Linked DNA regions of Mus musculus: region 2 is linked to region 1. Evidence: chromatin loops called from intact Hi-C (ENCODE). Cell type or tissue: heart. All regions are shown on one strand. Each heading gives the region's core, and the rest is flanking DNA. Links, peaks and the distances in the headings are about the cores only.

What was found. Peaks named below come from ENCODE experiments on the same cell type or tissue, not always from the same donor. Only the 100,000 strongest peaks of a DNase experiment are listed, where the experiment ranks them.
Region 2: it touches region 1 in a loop (8-fold over the local background); 6 of 42 quality-filtered maps call a loop at or near these places.

What each region holds. Positions count from the first base shown.
Region 1 is chr2:135,222,771-135,229,021 of GRCm38, forward strand. All of the region lies in intron 4 of Plcb1 (phospholipase C, beta 1), which reads left to right. Among named protein-coding and RNA genes, the nearest start is that of 4930545L23Rik, 10 kb to the left of the region's middle. In heart, for the core only: a CTCF peak has its summit at 2,884; DNase peaks (open chromatin) are centred at 3,021 and 3,081.
Region 2 is chr2:134,783,552-134,789,802 of GRCm38, forward strand. Plcb1 (phospholipase C, beta 1) reads left to right here and starts at 2,613. Exons shown (of 32, transcript NM_001145830.1): 1 at 2,613-3,080. The coding sequence starts at 2,982. In heart, for the core only: a CTCF peak has its summit at 2,472; DNase peaks (open chromatin) are centred at 2,560 and 3,160; H3K4me3 peaks cover 1,894 bases; H3K27ac peaks cover 943 bases; H3K27me3 peaks cover 1,333 bases.

The DNA of each region.
Region 1 (6,251 bases), core at 706-5,705:
TGGGTCTTTTAGAGGGCAGTCATGATAGAACCCTTTTTGTGAGAGCTCCATAGCCTCAGTAATAGTGTCAGGCCTTGGGACCTCCCCTTGAGCTGGATCCCGCTTTGGCCCTGTGGCTGGACTTTCTTTTCCTCAGGCTCCTCTCCATTTTCCATCCTTGTAATTCTTTCAGACTGGAACAATTATGGATCAGACTTGTGACTATGGGATGGCAATCCATTCCTCACTTGATGTCCTATCTTCCTGCTGGAGGTGGCCTCGATAAGGTTTCTCTCCCTACTGTCATCAACTTTGGTTCTTTCAACAGAATGAATAAAATACTAACCAGATACAATACTCTGCGATGTTGGAAGCTACATTTTCCATGTATGTTAAATTCTGATCTGTTTTCTCTGTGTAACAACAAAGTATAATTTACACTTGGAGAGAATACAATGTGGAGAGCTCTGCCCTGCTGGCATTACACTTGCCTTCTCTTCCTCCCTGTTTTAGAATTCTTTTGTTAACTTACTGGGTTGTTTAACCGCATAGATGACTATAGGTAAACAAATGCTATGCATGTCATAAAAATTTCTCTCCTCTGACACACCTACATCCCCCTTTATGAAATGACCAATCTTGATATCCATTATGTTTCTAACTAAGCAGTGCAGTAAATGTAACCTGCAGGCAGGTCTTTACTGAGATTGAATGTAGACCTACTATGTTGCACATCAATCTGTATATCTTCTGTTGCTTTAAGCCTTTGTGAAGTTATATTCTTCTAAATGTTCAATTTCCTCCTCTCTGTAGTTTGAACACACCAGTTTTCCTTAGATTATAATTTCTAGGCCCATCTGGGTGAATCCAGTGTGGACATGACCCTGAGTCAATTGAGAAGAGGGGAAAGAGAGGAGCCAAGTCTAAGTGTAGGAGCCAAGAAAGAAAGCAGAAGGTAAAAAGGAGCAGGGAACCAACATGGTTAGCTTAGGTATGGAAGAGCCTCTTGGGGAAGGCAATGACATCTGTTGCATGTACCAGGCAGGGACTGAAGGATGCTGGGAGAACCTGGTGGCTAGGTCCACTGTGATATATAAGTAGGTACCTCAGCTATTTGATCCAGAGTTTGAGACTTAAGTCATGATATAGGATGCACAGTAAAACCCGGTGTCCCCTGAACTTTGAATTCTAGCAGAAGACTTAGTTTACAAGTAGACAGTAGCTCATGCCATTATTCAATATGTATTTGCAGCGGGACTCTTTCCTGTGCCAGACATAACTCCAGTATTAGAGCTTCCACGATGAACATGGATATTACTTCTGGTGTTCTAGAAAAAAATTACCAGCTAACTCTCAGCAAAACATGCCTTAGGTCAGTTAAAGTCATGTGCAGAAGAATAAAGCAGGAGGCCTGAGGAGGTAGAAGCAGAAGGAGGAACGCTTCTCTTAATAAGACAGCCAGGGAAGGCCAGTCTCTGAAGGAAGCTGTGCACTTGAAACACTAGCATAGAAACAATTCCAAACTCACTGAACTTAGATGCTTTCTTATTTGTTTATTTGTTTTTGAGACAGGGGTATGCTATGTGTGCCAGCCTGACCTCAAACCTTGAATGTTGTGTAGAGCCCAGGGTGACTTCAGACTTGCAGTCATCCTGTCTCAGCCTTACATGTGCTGGAGCTAAAGCTGTGTGCCGCTCCGTGTGGCTGAAACTGAAATTTTAATTTAGTCCTTAAGAAAAGACAGATATACAAAGGAAACTGTCTTTTAATTTCCCTCTGTGGTCGGACTAGAAACAGTGTCCCTTACAGTTAAACAACAGTCATGTCCTGACACAGCCTGACGTGCCAGCCTTCCTGCTCCTGAGCAATCAGCTTCCCTCTGGGGGGTTAATGTGTCTGAGGACTAGGAATGGAAGTCACAGTGTCCTCTACACATCCCTGCTTTCCAGAAGGCCAGCAGCCATACTGTGTTTGCTATCACTTGGCACTCCAGGATCTTCTCTCACCTCCCTGAGATGCCAGGCCACACTGCAGAGCTTCAGCAGCGATGGGGAATGTCTTGGTACTTTTAGGTTCTTAACTTTGATTCCACTGACTCCTCTGTGCAATCTACTGCAAGGTTGGGGGGTATCCATTAAGTAAATGAAGACAAAGGTTGAAGAGAATGAACAAAATTCATCATAAATGTGGCTGCTTCATCATCTGAGAGAAAGGAAAAGGAATATAAAAACCTGGACAAGATATCTTTAGGGAGCACCCTATATTTTTTTTAAACATCACACCGTGACTACATCCTCCTTGAAAACCCCAGCAATGCCAGTCACTGGCCTCATTCAGAGACACATGTCTACTAGCCATCACTACTGTTGTCTTGGCTTTAACTTCTTCTATTCTCCTGTGGACCTTGGACTTGAAGGCTTATGCAAACATAGCTATCACACCTCATTGTTCTCCTTCAGAATCATCTCTGCACATGCACTTGCCCTATGGCTTTTCCTAGTAGTCTGGTAGAGCCTTTAGTTCTCCAAGTTTTGGTCCAGCTTCCTTTGGGATTCCCTGCTATTCAGAGGTGCTTTGATGCTCAGTATCCCTGTTCATATCTCATTTAACTCCTGTAACATCCTCAGCCACAAGGACAATCACTCTTTCTCAGAGACTGCAAAGGCAGTTGTAGGCTTAAATGTGTGCAGGACATTGGGTGTATTAATAGCTACACTGCACAGAAATAAGGTAGAGAAGATTGGAGAGGATGTTAGTCCCTTCGACCATCTCCATGGGCCATTCTAATCAGTGTCACCGCTACTCCACTTCTCCAAGTTGCTGAGAACAAGTAGGTACAAAACTTGATTGTGGCCAGAGTCACTAGAGAGCCTTATTAAAAGACTGGGTGCACAGCCCCACCCAGCGAGTCTGGAGTAGACTCTGAGTATTTGCATATTTAGCAATTTCCCAGAAGATTTGTATCCTGCAGATCTAGCTAGGCTTTGCAATCTAGCATTGTCTGACCTCTGGGTCAAAAGGAACTAGAGAATCCAGATAGGATGTTAAATATAGACAGCAGTTGTTTTCATATATCACGTTAGATGAACAATTAGAACTCTGAGCTGGATGTGATTTGGGGACTTCCATTGGCAGCTTTTCAAGCTAGATTCGTATTAAGGAAGACAAACATTGCACTGAATAGAATCTCAGGTCTTGACCTCTGAGCACAATGGGGACAGCCCATCAGCTTACTTACAAGAGCCAACTCTGCATTCTTAAGCACATGTGTATACTCTCAATGTACAAACATTTCCCAGAGTCTTTGGGATACCTAAGCAATATGGACTTTTTGCATGGCACTTCTCATATTAATGACTTATTTGTATCTCCACTCAGCTTGCAGTCTTAATCAGGTATCTCCATATGCTGTGATGTGGGAGTGGGGGGTGGGGGCAGAATAACATGAAGGAAACTCTTTGGGATGCCTCTTGTCTCCACCTCTGAGCATGTAAGGAAAATGAAAGTTTGAGGGGACAGACTATGATGTAAGTAGGGCAAATCTACACACTGCTCAGTATTCTACAAGATCACCTCTCAAAATTCAACCCATTAATTAAATAAATGCAAAACAAGCAGTTCAGCTGTTGCTGAGGAGACAAGAGTGGGCTGTTGTGTTGCTGGAGAAAACAAGGCCATTGTAAATGAAATGTTTCTCCAGCACAGTGGCCATTTTTTTTTTTTTTTTTTGGCTTACTGTAGGAAAGAAATAAGCAGGGGAGGAAATCTATATTAATAAGTCCGAAATTAGGGACATAGGAAGGAACACAGGAAAGGGAAGAAAACACTTAAGGAGTCTACAGAACTGAAATCTCAGCCATACTCTCCTGACACATGGATACGAGCCTGGAAGCGCCTTGAGAATTTATGTAAGGTTTTAATCCATAAAATGAAGAAGTTGGGATCATTCCCCCATTGACATATTCAACAATTGTATGAAGCTCTGCACAGTATCACAAGGTCTGTTCTAGTTGCTAAGGATAAAACAGTAAACAAAACAATGACTTTGCCATATGGAGCAATTCTGGTGAGGGAGAGACAATCAAGAAAATCAACCAGGAAGGAAGGGAAGACTGTGGTCAGCAAAGGTCAAGTTGAAGTTGCTAGTGTTGGGAAGTGGACAATATGTAAGCTGGTCACACCAGACAGCTCTATTACCCAGGAAACAGGGGTTTCCTTCTTAGGTTCTCAAGCTAAATTATTCCTTAATAAGAAATAATTTTAAAAACAAAACCAGAAGGAGGTGTGAAGAGAGAAACCTACCTTTGTTGACAAGCTGTAAACCCTGAAGGAGAAAGATAGAAAGGAGAGAGAGAGAGAGTCACACCATTTGCAATGGAGTCGAAAAGCATTCCTCTTGAGGGCTCGATAGGATTGTGAATTCAGAAAAACTATAAAATGCCCAGAGTGCCTGAGAAAACATGGTTTTTGTGGGTTTGTGGGTTTGTTTGTTTGTTTGTTTGTTTTTTGGGGCAATACCTAAAAGAAAAAGAAACAGAAAGAAGGAAAAAGATGGAGCTGGAAAGACAGCACAGTAGATAAGAGCGCTGGCAGCTCTTGCAGAGGACCTGGGTTCAATTCCCAACACCCATGTGGTGTTCCACAACCTTTCATAACTCTAGTTCTAGGATATCCAAAACCCTGTTTTGACTCCTCAGAGACCAGGCACACATGTGATACACAGACATATATACAGACACCCATATACATAAAATAGAAGATTCTTTTTAAGGGAGAAAGAAAATAAAAGTTATATATTTTCTGGATTGGGTGGCAGAAAAGCAGAAAAGATCGTGATGGAAGCACTGTGTAGTCTGCACCAGTGGAGAGGCTTGCGGCAAAGAGGAGTTCTTTACCTCATCAGGGTGATAATCTTCTCTTCTTAGGGTATGAGCTCCTGACCAGGCAAGTAGCAGACCCAGATGGGTTAACACTTAAGAGGAGGAGAGCCTAGTATGTAGTGTTTTAGGTAGCTTAGAATATCAGATCTCCACTTAAGCTGAAAGATAGAACTTGAATTCTGTTTTAACTAGAAAGAAGCTGCTTTGTCTCAATGGCCTCAAGGAAGACCAGATACCTCCTGCCGCCTTCTCATAGAGTACTTTAAATCCTTAGAAAGGGCTTCTTTTTCTAGAGTTACCAGACATTAGATAATAAATAGCATTTAAAACCATCATGAAACTTAATGAAGCTCAATGAGAGATCAGCTGGGAAGTGACCAAATGTGGGTTGAGGTTCAAAATCAACCGTGGAGGAGAGGTTTGCCCTTTAAGGCCTCTAATGGTGTTAATCCCTGTAGTATCTGTGAGTTTGTTATGTCCCAGCAAAGATTTGTAGCATCTGAAGAAATAATCCCGGAATATGTTTTGACATAGAATATTCCAGATAGATAAACAAAATGTATAAAAGTTCTCCAGCAAGATAGAGTTTGGTATGTCTAGAGACAGCACAAGGCACACACGACAGGAGAGAGACAGCAAGGCTGAGAATAAGCCATATCAAGGAAGGACTCCACTTTTATTGTGAGTGAATTCGAAGCCATTAGGGAGTTCTGAGCTGAGGGAAGATGTAATCTAACTTAGGGTTTCTTCAGTAATAAGTAGGGTCAGGGGAGGGAGATGACAGCAATAGAGAAAATCAAGTTAAGTAGAAACTTCTGCACTACTCTAAGTGAACTGCCATTTATGGGAGCAAAGAAGAAATTTCAGAGGAAATAAAAGGGGGTCTGAATCTCCATAATTTGAAGTAAGAGCCAACAGCAGAAACTTATGAACTATATATAAAGGACAAAGAAAGATGGTGTTGGCATTTTGTCTTGAATGTGGCATACTTGAGAATTATCCCTCATTGACATAGGAAAGTTTAATCTAAACTGTAAATTTTGAGCTCGAGGTATATACCAGAGATTAAGTTTTGATCAGTTCAGTTTGAGATCATGAAAAATCCATGTGGACATGCTGAGTGGGAGGTTCATTATGTGGGCCTAGGGTTGAATAATGAATGTGACATACAAATTTCTTGAATTAGATATAGATTAGATTTATTAATATTAGATAATTACTAGTGTTTAAAATCATCATGAGACTTAATGAAGCTGGATGAAAGATCAACTGGGAAATGACCCTAGATAGAGAAGATCGCTGACCTCAGAGTCATGAACACCCCAACAAAGGAGCAACCTGCAAGGCACCAGCCATAAATGTGTGTCATCGGAAGTCAGGTGAAAGACAATT
Region 2 (6,251 bases), core at 513-5,512, 440 kb before region 1:
TTTTAGGGAGCAGCCCCAGTCTATCTTGACTCTCTAAGGTACTCCAACTAAAGCTTTCTGCTCAATAATTATTTCAGTGGATGATGAAATAATTGAGGAAAAAACAAGAAAAGGAAAGACCAGAGCAGAACAGAACAACCTGATAGGGCGTGCAGTAAGGATAATTGAGATGGTCTGGAGCCTTGGAAGAAGAGACTTATTACAGTCATTGAAGATAAAGATAAATGTGGATCAGTCTGAGGCCATTGCCTTCTGTGAGGTAGCTAGTGAGTCAAAGCCACTACTTGGAAGTACTATGGCCATCAGATTCATCATGTACTTTGGTATTGCAGGACCAGAATGAAACAAGGCAGTCTTTTAATGTCGCCCCACCTCTCTCTCTCTCTCTCTCTCTCTCTCTCTCTCTCTCTCTCTCTCTCTCTCTCTCTGTGTGTGTGTGTGTGTGTGTGTGTGTGTCAGTATGTGTGTGAAGTTGCTCCAAGATCAAGACAAGGCCTCCAAAGATAACAGGAGTCCAAACTCATTAATTATGATAGTTCCAAGAATATGGCTGGTTTTCTTATCTTATCTATTGATAATCTATCATCTGTCTGTTGATCTATGAATGTATATTTAGGTAACATTTGGGATTTATACCAGAATTCTATACATATCAGGTAAACCACTGGGATTCACCCTTAGATTATTTCTATTTAGTAGTCTTTTGGCTGAGTTTATAAAGTTTGGCCCACAGCGACCTGGTGTACTGGCTGGTTTTATGTGTCAACTTGACACAAGCTAGAGTTATCAGAAAGGAGCCTCCATTGAGGAAATGTCTTCATGAGCTCCAGTTATAAGGGATTATTTTTTTCAATTAGTGATCAATGGGGGAGGTCCCAGCCCATTATGGATGGTGATATCCCTGAGGACTATAAGAAAGCAGGTTGTGCAAGCCATGACGAAGCAAGCCAGTAAGCAGCACTCCTTCATGGCCTCTGCATCAGCAACTCGCTCCAGTTTCTGGCCCTGTCCTGACTTCCTGCAATGATGCATGTAAGCCAAATAAGTCCTGCTCTTCCCAATTTGCTTTTTGGTCATGGTGTTTCATTGCAGCACTAGAACTTGAAAACCAAGTACACAAAGAAAAAAGATTGAAAGCCATCTTTCTCTTCTCTCTCTCTCTCTCTCTCTCTCTCTCTCTCTCTGTGTGTGTGTGTGTGTGTGTGTGTGTGCATGTCCTAGTGTACCAAGGTGTAGGTGTGTAGGTCAGAGGGCAACTTTGAGGAGTCAGTTCTATCCTTCTACCATGTGGAGTTTGAGGATGAAACTCTGGCCATTAGGCTTGCTGGCAAGTGCCTTGACCGTCTAAAACCATTTTACTGGAGTCTCTTCTTCATACTGCTTCTTCTTTTCCAAAACCAACCTTTAGGGCAGTGTTTATTAGAATAAAATTCACTCATTTTATGTGTCTAGTCGTACAAGGTTTGTCAAATGTAAATACGCCGGTACAGAATCTTCCCATCATTCTCAAAGGTTCCCCTTGATGCCAAATTTTGCTCGCTACTGGCCACAGGTACCTGTTCGATCTACTTTCTGTCACCACAGAATACCTGGATTATTTCTACAGACCCTGCAGAGGGCATCTTGTTGCACGCTCTTGTTTGGCTTAAACTTTGTGTGATCATGGATATGTTCTGGAGTCTCTGTCCCTTCTCATCATGGAATAGTTTGGGGAACTTAGAAACTTAACTAAACTTTGTTTTTTTAGTCACCTATTGTTTGACGTTTACAAGTTTCAGTTGCCTTTACCATTGCTGGACAAGTTTCCTTTGGGTATGGTTTCCTTTCTCTTGAGCAAACATCTAGGAGCAGAAGTTTTGGATTGTGTGATACACAAATCTTTAACTTTATTAGTGGTTATTTTCTGAAGTATACTTGCCACTTTATACCCCACCCTCCACCTTTGTGATGGACGGAGATTCTAGATGCTCTACAACCTCTAAAACACTCGACAGTATGAACCTTGTGAGTGAAGATGACATCCCTATACCTATGATTCTATATGACTCCCACCCTGTCCCAGGCCCTGGGCCCCACTCCTTTCATCTTTCTAAGGAATAAAAGCTTTGCTGCCCCCCTCCCCGAGCTTTTTATTTCCTAAACACTGTTTGTGGGCCATCTAGGTTATAGGCTTCAAACTTTCTGGCAGGACAAGTTTTCTCTGGAGTTCTTGAGCTAAACCTCTCAAGTGCTTCTCTATACAAAATAAGAACCCTTTCTTTGAAAAGGCCGGAAAGCACCAGAGAGAAAGAAAGCCTAGGGCTCTCTCCCCGTTCTGCCTCAATGTTCTTCTTTACATACTGGTTAGGATCTGATTAACCACTAACCATATCTTTCCCAGAAAGCCCCCCAAACGCCAGCCTTGGCTAGGGGCACCGGGCATGCTCAGAGGGTGTGCGGCGCAGGCGTCGGCTGCAGTGGGGCCCGGGAGCCGGGAGGTGCCGCTGCGTCCCCGCTTCCCGTTGCTGACCCAGCGCGCAAAGTTGGGCAGGGAGCTGGGGGAGGAGGACCGCGAGCGAGGGTGGCGGAGCAGGGGCGGGAGGAGCGGAGGGAGGAGGGGACCGGAGCGTGTCACTCGCGCGCTCCCTCTGTGCACAGAGGATGTGCTGAATGGTGCGCTTCCAGGCGGCGGCCGAGCAGGATCCAGCGGCGGGCGACTCGCACTGCCCGGCTCTGCTCCTCCGCGTCTCCCGAGGCTCTACAGTCACCGCGGGCTCCAGATCCTGCGTCCCGCCCGGGGCATGGCAGGCTGCTGTACCCTCGCGTGTCGTCCCGCTTACTAAGCGGCGCGGGCCAGAGGTGCGGAGGCCAAGAGGCCGGAGGCCGGCGGGCAGCGAAGCCCAGAGCCTGGTGAATCGAGAGCCAAGCCCGCTCGCGCCCGGAGCTCCGCGTCCCGTCTCCACTGCGCTCGCCCGGGCCGCCCGGAGCCCCGATGAGCCCAGATGGCTGGGGCTCAGCCCGGAGTGCACGCCTTGCAACTCAAGCCCGTGTGCGTGTCCGACAGCCTCAAGAAGGGCACCAAATTCGTCAAGTGGGATGATGTAAGTGAGGGGCGGCGCAGTGGGGTGCGGACCGGGCACCCTAGGGCGGGCTGCGTGGGGGTGGGGCGAGGGGCGCGTTATGCAATGGGGCGCTGGAGCGGGAGCGGGCAGCCTAGGGCGCACAGGTTGCCAGATGCCTGGGTGGGTGGTAGAGGGTGGCAGCTTTCCGCGCGCTCTCCTCCTCCTAGGGGGTTTAGAGTTGACATCTTTGCTGGGTCTGGCCAGCACCTCCTGAGGGACTTAAGTCTTTGGGGCCAGTGGAACCGAAGGGACATGTTTTACCCAGTGACAGGTCCTGAGAGTTTGAAAAGAGCATGAAGTTAGAAGCAGCTGGATAGCGCTGGAGAGTACTAGATGCATCCCCCACCACCTCAGCTAGCTAAGGCATCCTATTACCTCCTTTGCCCTCTTTCAAGAAGTACTAGCTACTATCCAGGTCCCAAACCTTGCAGTTACTGCTAACCCTTGAGCATTTTTTTAAAATGCTGGCCAAGCAGCAGAGGACACAGCAGTACAGCCGACAGGTGGTCGTTGATGCCAAACTTTAGCGCCTGACTGCAGAGTGAGGGGCCTTAGAAAGGGCTGTTGGTGCACACCAGAAACGGATTGGTGAGCAAACTAGTAGCTGTTGGGGCCGAGGAGCGCAGGATGGACTTAGAGACAGGGCCAGGTTTTGAAAAACAAGCTTGCTTAGGTCTTCACTTTGAAATAGACCCACAACTTCACCCTCCGGTTTACTTGCACCCGTTGCTGTATAGGAGAGATCCTGGCCGGCTCCAGGACTTCCTATGACCTCTCCCTTCCCTCCACCCTAGTTACCTTCAGAACACTTGAAGGCTTCTGACAGAAACCTCCAATGGAATGCACATTACCCTATCGATGTGGCTTCCTGGGTGTCATCCAATGGGTTTGATAAGAACCACTCACCCGAATAAACCTGAGCTGTCAGGATCTAAAGAGATTCCAGTCCTAATGATTAACACATCTCCTATCAGGAGCAACTGTAGGAGAATGAACCCGTCTTCTAACTGAAATGATTTCCCACCTCCGTAAATTACAGCCTGTTATCCTTCCGGGTATTTTACTTTAATCTTCTTAAGCCAATTTCCAGTGTCTGAAAACAATTTAAATATTCCAGGTAGTGAATCCAATTACTTAGATGAGTGCATCCGTGTCTATATTTTGTCCAGTTGGAAGCGCAAACTGAACTTGCAGTATGAGCAGAGCCACAGCCTCCTTGAAATCTCTTGCCAATTACCAAATGATGGAGGCAAGGATGTAAACACACCCTCTTTACCAAGGGCTTTGCACTTGTCTCCTTTCTGTCCCAGTCTAATTGGACCGGAGGCTGTTATAAATGGAATAGAATCGAAACAATAAATCAGACACAGATGAATTGTTTTTGTTAAGAAGACAAAAGGAGAGTGCAGTTCAACAAATGCAATGTTCTCATCCATAGACATCCTTAGGTAAAAAGCAAACAAAGGGGTGGATCTGAGAAAGAGGAAAAGGGTAAAGTGGAGAGAAAGAGAGAGAACAGGAGGGGAGAGGCTGAGAGGGGATAGGGTGGGAGGGGAGGGGCGGGGAGGGGAGGAGAGGAGAGGGGAGGGGAGGGGAGGGGAGGAGAGCAGAGCAGAATCCCAGAGTAAAAAAGGGTTAATTTTAGTCATAAGCTCTGGAATTCTTATTACTAATGGTCTTTAAACTATATTTTATTAATTCTCCATAAAGTCTGGTTTTTGAGAACATAACTTTGAGAGCGAAGGTTATAGATACCCAGGTAGGTGATTTGTGTTATATGTATTTAAGTAGCAAATGTTCCACACTCACTTCATCAGTGCCTGCCTTGAACTACATTTTGAGGGTGATGGAGAAAGTGGGTAAAATCTCTCCCATTATAGACTGGATATGCTAAATAGAAGAGATCCAAAATCATCAAAACACCATGATCAAATGATGCTCTGGGAATGATGGAGAAGCCAATAGCCAGCCCTAGGAGAAGGGAAAAGTGGGCAGAGTCCTCCAATTAAGGCAGCAGTGAGTTCCTGGGGAGGCTTGTGCTAAGGAGGCCCATTGTGAGGGAGCCCAGAGATCTTCTTAAGAGAAACCAGACTGCACCCAGAGAAGGAATTAAATGGACTTTAGAGAAGTGCCCTGCAGGCACTTGGCTCTCTTGCTGTGTTTGATCCGTGCGCTAGGAGGCATGGAGACATTCTTAGTATCCCTATTGTAGTCCCTGAGCATCCCCTTTTCTGGTACTCCTAGAGTTTGAGTTTCCTCTTTTAGCAACAAGCCAGTTTGATCTGTTTGGCTGTTTCTATTGCATCTCTATGAAGCTTCACTTTCCAGACAAAGAAAACCAAATCTAGAACCAGAGGTCTGGCTTTTCTCACTCAGCAGTGTGACTTTAGACAAATAAACATGTTGAACCTTTGTTGTCTCTTGTACAGAACTGGCAATACTATATCCCCTATACATTTAATGTAATGGTCTGTGGGATTTCTCTATAATCAAGCAACCTTCCCTTCCCTTCTCCCCTCAGAAGCATCCAGAAGTTCTGTTAGTCTTGGGATTGCTGGATCTACCCTGTTTCTGATTCAGCTTTGGGGTAGGGCTTGAGGGTGTACCTTTCTTACAAGGCCTTAGTTAGTGTGGCTGTGGTATCCGCTGCTCTGGGAAACAGCACTGTGTAGGACCAGGGAGAAGGTTTTTGAATGAGCTGTTACTGCAGCTTCTTAGTTCACAAAAATGTCCAGTGGCTTGTGAATTTAATTTTGTCTCTGCTTACAGTTTGAGGCATTTGTCATCTAGGAATTGGAAACACCCCAGTGGCAGCTTTGTTAGATCTTCTGGGGTTATTTACTGAAGCATCAATACTCAGAATTGAATGGATAACTCACATTCTTACATTTCTTTTGAGTTGTTGTTAGACAATGAATAAATCGTTCTTATACCTTCTTCCTTACTTACTCTTTTCCTTCCTTCTTTTCCCTCCCTCCCTCCCTCCCTTCCTGTTCTCCAGGTTTGAAAGGGTCTCTGATTTGATTTTGTGTAACAGAGCTATGGATGTTTCTCTTCTTTAAGTTTTTGGGGAATACTCTCTCTTTCTACCCCAAGGGAACATCCCATCTGTACTGGCTAGTTTTGTGTCAACTTGACACAGCTGGAGTT